2 separate regions of the Homo sapiens genome follow, and region 2 is linked to region 1. The links are chromatin contacts, found by Hi-C or POLR2A ChIA-PET in ENCODE. All regions are on one chromosome and are shown on one strand. Each heading gives the region's core, a stretch centred on a gene start or an enhancer-like site at or near the end of the contact. The rest is flanking DNA. Distances are from core to core; before and after follow the strand shown. Region 1 overlaps MBTPS1 (membrane bound transcription factor peptidase, site 1). Region 2 overlaps COTL1 (coactosin like F-actin binding protein 1).

Region 1 (3,526 bases), core at 1-2,500:
TGTGGGAAGACGTGTGCAGCTCCTCACGGCTGTCCTGTGAAACGCATGATCCTGCCACGTTCATGCTGTGCTCACATTACGCCCTCTCACCTGCAACGCCCCTCCTTTCTTCTCCTCCCTGTCAACTTGGCACACTGGGGCTCAAGGCTCACGTTTTCCCTCCAGCAATCCAAGCCTTAAGCATCTGTACTTGCCTTGAACCTCACAACACTTAACACAATCACAATTTATCACCTAACGACACATTCTCACATCACTTTCAAATTGTTCCCAGCACATTCATCTTAACTCCCCAGCTAAATCACACACTTCTCCTGGAAGAAACCATAACCACACATTTACATCTGCCAAGGTCAGGAAGTGGTAAGTTTTCGATTGACCTGTGGTGGTGTTCTACCCTCCTCATAGGGAACTGTAGAAGGACTATCATTACTCTGTAATCTTGAGCTCCTTAGAGTCTCTCCAATACCTTAAGTGCACTAGATCTGCAAAGAAATTATAGTGAAATAAATAATGGCAAAAATGTGTAAACCGTAAAGTCAAGATAAAGATGAACCATTTGAAAATATGAGACACTCAGTTATAAAACTGCATTGCTAAGCTTTATTATGGCTCCACTACCAAAAAAAATGAACTCTTTGACAAATCAACAACTACATACAACTGATTCCAAGTGGCTTAAGAGATAATAGCAGCATGAAGTTCTCCTTCTAGAGTGTGTTTTTAACTGACAATTCCCAACACACCGAGAAAAAGTGGTACTGCCTCCTCAGCCCACTGGCCACCAATATCCTACCAGCTGGTCATTCAGAGGAACGAATAATGATTTTCTGATGACTGATGCTAGATGTTTACACATTCCCAGGAACTCAAGGAGCAGAGGCTGGTACAGAAGTCACTGACAGAAACTCCCACTGAAGTTGACCAAAAAAATACCACCTTCCCACCCTCCTCTACCTGCTAAGCCCTATAATGCTTAGTGTACTTTAAACCCTTAAAAAATAAGGGAACGCATCAAGAAATCATTGCTGGTATTGAAAAGGAGGGACGTGAGGCTGCAGGCTTGCTGGCACCACAGAGTCTAGGAGCACCAAGGGCACAGGACCCAGACAAAGAGACCACAGCAAAGGGGACCGGAGGATGTGTGCCTCATTCCCAGAGGGGCTGACGTATGCATGTTACTGTCCTCAGACCAGCCCTGGAAGCAGTCCCACCAGATGCCCAAGCAGAAAAAACCACACCCACCACAAGCTGGGCTGCCGTGATCACATGCCACGTTCTGTCACTTCAACAGCCAGCAGGTGGCCAGGTCTGTGTGAGGCAGCATGAGCGTACACACAAGGTGGAGATGGGGCCTTCCTGGCAAGGCTCTGCTCCTTCAACACACCATAAACTCACAACTCTGGTAAGAAGCTACGGAGTGCAACCACCCACAAAAGCCACAGGGTTTCAGAACGGCAGCCAGCGTGTGACAAAACAGTCCGAACAGCATGCGAAAGAGCTGGGAATCCAGACAGGTATGGCCAGGAGGATGGGCAGAGGGATGGGGTGCGGAAGACCTGAGAGAAACAGAAGGAGGACACTCATTCCAGGAAGGTGTACATGGGGAAGTGGAAGATCAAGGTGAACTGAGATTGTGGCTGGAGTTGGCCAACTACGGCCCATGGGCCAAACCAGGCCCACACCTGTTTTTGCAAATACAGCGTTCCTGGAACACAGTCATGTTCATTTACACATATATCACCCGCAGCTGCTTTCACACAATAACGCCTAAAATATTTATTATCTGACCCTTTACAGAAAAAGTTTGCAATTCAGCCTAGAATACTGAAGACCTTGAAAAACAAAAGAAAAATGTGGATTTCATCTATTAGGCAATAATAAACTGCTGCAGATTCTTGATTAGAAAACTGCTACAATATATGTTTGAACAGTAGAAATACGCACAAAAAAGAAAAAGAGCAGCTTCCATTCAAAGAGCATCATCAGCATTCATGGTGCTCTCCCCCTGCTGTCTGATTTCAGTCTCATAGGTACTCTGCAGGCTGCTCTCTACTCCCATCACAGGTGAGGGAGCTGAGGCTCAGAGAAGTGACGGTGCCTCAGCCGTAAGTGGCAGGTCGGACCTGTCTGCTTCCACACCTAGTTTCACCCATGTCCATGCTGGAAGAGCTGGGGTGGGAAAAGACTCAAGATTGGAAAACAGGCTAGGAAACACTGACACCTGGTGACTCTGAACCGATGAGTGCCAGCCTTGAGTGGGGACATCAGAAATGGGAGGAACATTTAAAAGGGAGACAAGAACACCTGACGAGATGACTTAATAACTGGTGTTTGTCATGGCAGAGCTATAGCGAGGGTATGTTCATGCCACTTACATCTATGGCTCATGATACGTATCACTGATGCGACAGCAAAATCCAGAACCCTGGACCTCTAACAAGGTTCACGATCATTTACTCAACTATTAGGCTAGAGTCCTATGAATGCCAATATTCACGTTTTCTGATATGCAAACATGAACTTCACATAGCTTCACCTTGTCTTATGCCCTGGATTTGTGTAAAGCATCCTACAGAAACTTCGAGCACAAGAAATGACTTATAAACATTATCTAGAGAATAAAATGAAGCTGCTGGTGGAAAGAAAACTGAGACCTCTAACCAGACAGGAGCGTACTGGCTGGGATTCAGTGGCAAATGTTTCGCATCTCACGCTGCTTAAGTTTAGCACAAAGGCCCCCCTGTGACACTGTCCTCCCTGCCTCCCTCCTAAATGATCCCTCTCATCAACTCCCAAAGCACCGGCCATGTTGCCGTTAGGCCCGCCAGCACTTCCCCTGTGAATGAGTGTCACTGTGCTCGCACCTGCTCTTTCAGAGAGAGGCAGAAACCTCTTCCGTTTGCCTCTTTACCCGGATGCTTTGCACACAGATCTCATCAACACTGCAGAATCCCTAATAGATTCACTTTTCTGATTGATTTTTGGGGAAAAAAAGTAGTTAGAATAAAAACTTTAGGCCTCTAAATTACTATTTGTAACAAAATTTTAAAAATATATAAATAGAAGGAAGACCGGCCTTGAGGTGACAACTGCTGAGGTGAGTGGTGAGTACCTGGGTGTTCATCTACATCCTATAGTATTTTTTTACATGAGGAAAACATCCTTAAGACAAGTTTTAGACAGACATAAACAAGTAACCATAGGTAGATACACAAACAGATAACAATTTTTCAGTTATTTAAGGGGGAAAAAATCCCCGAGGTCATCCCTGCTGGGGCTACTTACCCATAAAGAGGTCCGTCATTGCCAATAGCAGAAACCATGATTACATTGTTAGCTGTTAATTCCCACACCTACAAAAGGAGCATTTATTTAATGAAAGTATCCCTTTCATTAAACATATAACTGTCAAAAAAAAAAAAAAAACCATACACAACGTCTAAAAACAGTTCTAAAAAAGCAGCACTGGCCCATTATAAAGGCGGATGTGCTGGCAACTTGCATTTTTAGAGGATACCACCCG
Region 2 (4,480 bases), core at 1,981-4,480, 510 kb after region 1:
CTGCTCTGTATTATCAAAATATCATTTGATATTCTGGAATTTTTTTTTTTTTTTTTGAGACAGAGTCTCGCTCTGTCGCCCAGGCTGAAGTGCAGTGGCGCGATCTCGACTCACTGCAAGCTTGGCCTCTAGGGTTCACACCATTCTCCTGCCTCAGCCTCCCGAGTAGCTGGGACTACAGGCGCCCACCACCACACCTGGCTAATTTTTTGTATTTTTAGTAGAGATGGGGTTTCACTGTGTTAGCCAGGATGAATCTTGATCTCCTGACCTTGTATTCCACCCGCCTCAGCCTCCCAAAGTGCTGGGATTACAGGCGTGAGCCACCGCGCCCAGCCTGATTTTTTGAATTTTTAAAGTGATGTGTGTATTGGCCAGGTATGGTGGCTCACCCCTGTAATCCCAGCACTTTGGGAGGCAAAGGTGGGAGGATCACTTCAGCCCAAGAGCTTGAGACCAACCTGGGCAACATGGAGAAATCACCTCTCTAAAAAAAAAAAAAAAAAAAAAAAAAAAAAAACCAAAAAATTAGCTGGGCACGGTGGCAGGCACCTGTAGTCCCAGCTACCAGGGAGGCTAAGGTGGGAGGATCACTTGAGCCCAGGAGGTTGAGACTGCAGTTGAGTAGAGATTACGCCACTGTACTCCAGCCTGGGTGGCCAACTGAGACCCTGTCTCAAATAAAATAAAATAAAATAAAATAAAATAAAATAAAATAAAATAAAATAAAATAAAAATATGTGCGTGCATGTGTATGTGTGCATTGCATGTGTGTGCGTGTGCATGCGGGTGCATGTGTACCCCACTAGGATAAACCAAAATTGTTCAACATCAGCTCAACTGGCATCTGGGGCCAGATCATTCTCTCTGGTAGGAACCATCCCGTAAATTGCAGGGTGCTGAGCAGCACCCCTCACCTGGCCCCACCAGTTATGACAAACAAAAATGCCTCCATACATTGCAGATGTCCTCCAAAGGGGGCAGAACACCCCCAGTTGAGAACCTCTGCTGTAAACCGTTGGTGTCCCCATTTAATTGGGACCCCTTTTGTGTTTTCCAACAAAGTTCTGTGCCTCTTGAGGGGATCACATATCCTTATTCAGCTTACTTCACAAACAGTTCATATTTTAACTGCCATTATCACCAAGATCTCATTACAATTCCTAAGTGGTGGTTGCTGGCACATAGGGATGCCACTGGTTTGGAGTCATTCACCTTGTATTAGCCACTTGCATAAACTGATGCTCTCTCAGGGCGTTTAGTTGCTGGTGTGAGGGTTTCTCAGGCACCTAATGATATCGTAGAGCGATATGTTTGCTTCTCAAACATTGTGTGGATTTGAATCACTGGGGAAATCTTAAACGCAGCTTCTGATTAAACAGCTCTGGGGTCTACGCTTCTAAGAAGCTTCCCAGTGATGCTGATGCTACTGGTCAAAGGATCACACTGAGTTAAAAAAAAAAAAAAAAATCAATCTGCGTTTCTTCCTAGAATCTAAGTACGTCCCTGCAGAGTCCCGCACGAAGCATGTAGGTTAGCACCAAGACCCAAGGACACAAACCACCTGTCTACAGGAGATACTGGCCTGCAGCTGACAAGCTCACTTCCTGGTGATTATCTCAAAACCGGAGGGGGTAACCAGCACGTTCGCCTTCAACAAGAAGCCGGGTGGTCTAACGGGTCATCCATTTGTCCCCGGGAGCTAAGGAACACGCAGCTCTCAGCAGACCATGAATGCGTGATCCTAGCTGCAGTCCAGGGTCAGGGACTCCACAACACTTACTTCTTAAAGGAAACTGATCGTCATCACCACTCACATTGGCACACCACTTTTCAGTTTACAAAACATGCTTCTATTTCATCTCATTTGGTCTTTGTAACAACGCTGGGAGGCAGATGAGGTAGAGACGTCATGGCCACTTTCATCATCAACATCCAAATCACCTTCATTGATAAGGGCTGGAGGCTCAGAGGCCACGTGATGTGGCCAGACTCTCAACACGAGGCCAGAGCCAAGGGCCTGGACACCTTGGGTGTGTGTGCTCAGCCCCCTTTCTCCAGGGAAATGCCCCACCAGGCCATGGCTATCTGGGGGTCAGTAGGTAACAACGCAGCAGGGATAGAAGGAAGGATGGTCTCAGGGACACTGCGCAGGTGAATCCACAGGGCCTGGTGACCAACTGGATGTGAGAAGGTGAGGACAGAGGAGTCCAGGGCACAGGAGACCCCGAGGGGTGAGGGCCCCACCTCCCATGCCCCGGGGACTGTGCCTGAATTCCCAAACATCAGCCTGGGCTGCCTCACCTGTAAAACACGTTCTTTTCTTTATTGAGATAAAAGTCACATAACAAAATTCACCATTTTAACCACTTTTTTTTTTTTTGAGAAGGGAGTCTCGCTCCGTCGCCCAGGCTGGAGTGCAGTGGCGCGATCTCGGCTCACTGCAAGCTCCGCCTCCCGGGTTCACACCATTCTCCTGCCTCAGCCCCCCGAGTAGCTGGGACTACAGGCGCCCGCCACCACGCCCGGCTAATTTTTTGTATTTTTAGTAGAGACGGGGTTTCACCGTGGTCTTGATCTCCTGACCTCGTGATCCGCCCACCTCGGCCTCCCAAAGTGCTGGGATTACAAGCGTGAGCCACCGCGCCCGGCCATTTTAACCACTTTAAAGCATCCAATTCAGTGGCTTTAAGGACACTCACAATGTTGTGCCATCATCGCTACTATCTAATTTCACCACTCCAACGAGAACTCCCGTCCTCAAGAACAGTCACTCCCCATTCTCCACCCCATTCCCCCAGGCCCTGGCAGCCACTCTTCCACTTTCTGTCTCTATGGATTGGCCTGTGCTGGACATTTCATTGAAATGGACTCATATGCTATGTGGCCTCTGCGGTCTGGCTTTCACTCAGCGTCACATCTCCAAGGATCATCCCTGCTGCCGCATGTGCGGGTCACCACTTCATTCCTTTTATGGCTGAACAGCACTCCATTGCATGGAGAGAGCACATTTTGCTTATCAGTGCATCAGTTGATAGACATTTGGGATCCTTCCAAAATGGGGTGATTTCACGCCTCCCTTATCAGTTGACCATGATGACTGAAAGTGAAAGCTACAAAACCCACCTAGCCCATCAGGGTGGAACCTCCAACCTAAAGCTCCTGACACAGGGCGGGGCTGCCAGGTGGCCACAGCGCACAGGAAACGAGACTGGTGCAAGAGATGGCAGTTCCTCACTTGTAAGGTGCAAAGTGCGCAGCCACAGGCGGCTGGTGCAGACTTGGAGTGTGGGGGAGCAGCGCTTTAGCTCGAGAGCATTTCTCAGCAGTCCCCGTGGTGTCTGGGAAGCCAGGGCTCTGTTTTGAGGAGTGTCGTCAGAGCATCAACACCAAAGTGCTTAATTAAATGGCAGCCTTGACCTGAGGGGGAGGAGGGGCTGAACATCCGCCTCCGACTGCATTTCACAAGCAAAAGAACACGGTGAGTGTGTTTCCATGGTAACCGCTCTCGGGTTCCCATTTCCACATTGGTCAGCCCGGACTTGGATCCAAACTACCCATCCCTGGCCCAAGCCTCCATGGAGGTAAGTTACCAGCCCTGCTTTGGGCCAACGCAGTTTTTGGGGACCTCAACCATGTGTTCAGCCCATGGCCAAGGCTTCGGGCTGAGCCAGCTCTCCCAGCCTCTCTCTCTTCTCAGTGTCGCCCCCTCCCACGGCTCTGGCTGGCTCCTCTGCGGAGCTCCATGGCTTTTCCAGCGTCTGCCCTCTCTGCTGGCTGCCAAGTGCCTCCACATGCCGGCCATGCTCTGCGCACCTCCAACCCTCCACATCCACCCTTCCCCTCTTTCAGACCTCCCCAGGTCTACCTTGGGCAACACCCTTTGCCCCCGGAGGGTCACAGATTCTTGTTGAAGAACCACAGGCATTGTCCCTGTGTCCCAAGTACCAGCCCAGGGCCTGGCACAAGATAGATGTACAATAAGTAAGTTACACCCACAACCCCAAGGACACTGGGAACCTTCCAGAACCACAGCCTGATGTCATTTAAATGATCGTGGGGGAGCGGGGTAAAGAGGGACGTGGTTTGCTAGGTGACTGCTGCGTGCTTATCCGACAATGGTTTGGTCAACAAGATTGCTGACAGGCCTGTTTTTGAAAATCCGAGTCACGTTATGCTTACAAATGTTTGCTGCTAGAGATCTGGCACGACAGTGACGGGTCAGCTGAGTCGGAGACGGAAAACCTGTTGGTCTGCGCACCGTTTTTGCAGCTGCCCGGCAGACTGGAGGCCTCTCCCCAACCCTGCTCACCCTGAAGGAGGTTCTCGGTCCCTTTTGACCTCACACTGGGCAGTGGAAGGGGAATCGCTAGTTCTTCATCCCTGGTTTAGTTACTTTCCCTCTTCTGAACAAATTGGGTCCACAAACCCCAGTGGCAGTCACAGCCCCACATCAGCAGTGGGGAGCCCTAGGCTCCCT

The links. A loop is a pair of places that touch in the nucleus more often than their neighbours do. ChIA-PET counts read pairs that join two places held with the same protein, here RNA polymerase II (POLR2A). Pooled maps may share reads with other maps.
Region 2: a map with no recorded cell type shows a loop between it and region 1 (5-fold over the local background). The contact joins two enhancer-like sites. A Hi-C loop is called at or near these places in 5 of 37 single-sample maps with no recorded cell type and 4 of 50 pooled maps. POLR2A ChIA-PET finds 5 or more read pairs at or near these places in 2 of 52 experiments (AG04449 and OCI-LY7).

Annotation. Positions count from the first base shown.
Region 1 is chr16:84,087,587-84,091,112 of GRCh38, forward strand. It overlaps MBTPS1 (membrane bound transcription factor peptidase, site 1), which reads right to left. Exons shown (of 23, transcript NM_003791.4): 8 at 3,289-3,356. Among named protein-coding and RNA genes, the nearest start is that of MBTPS1, 28 kb to the right of the region's middle. Within about 2 kb of position 1,251, at least 4 of the 41 ENCODE cell types and tissues checked have a DNase peak (open chromatin) inside an H3K27ac peak, as active enhancers do; they include OCI-LY7, where a contact is called at or near this core.
Region 2 is chr16:84,591,146-84,595,625 of GRCh38, forward strand. The region is part of intron 2 of COTL1 (coactosin like F-actin binding protein 1); the gene reads right to left. Among named protein-coding and RNA genes, the nearest start is that of COTL1, 25 kb to the right of the region's middle. RefSeq lists an enhancer at 2,747-3,046. Within about 2 kb of position 3,231, at least 18 of the 41 ENCODE cell types and tissues checked have a DNase peak (open chromatin) inside an H3K27ac peak, as active enhancers do; they include OCI-LY7, where a contact is called at or near this core.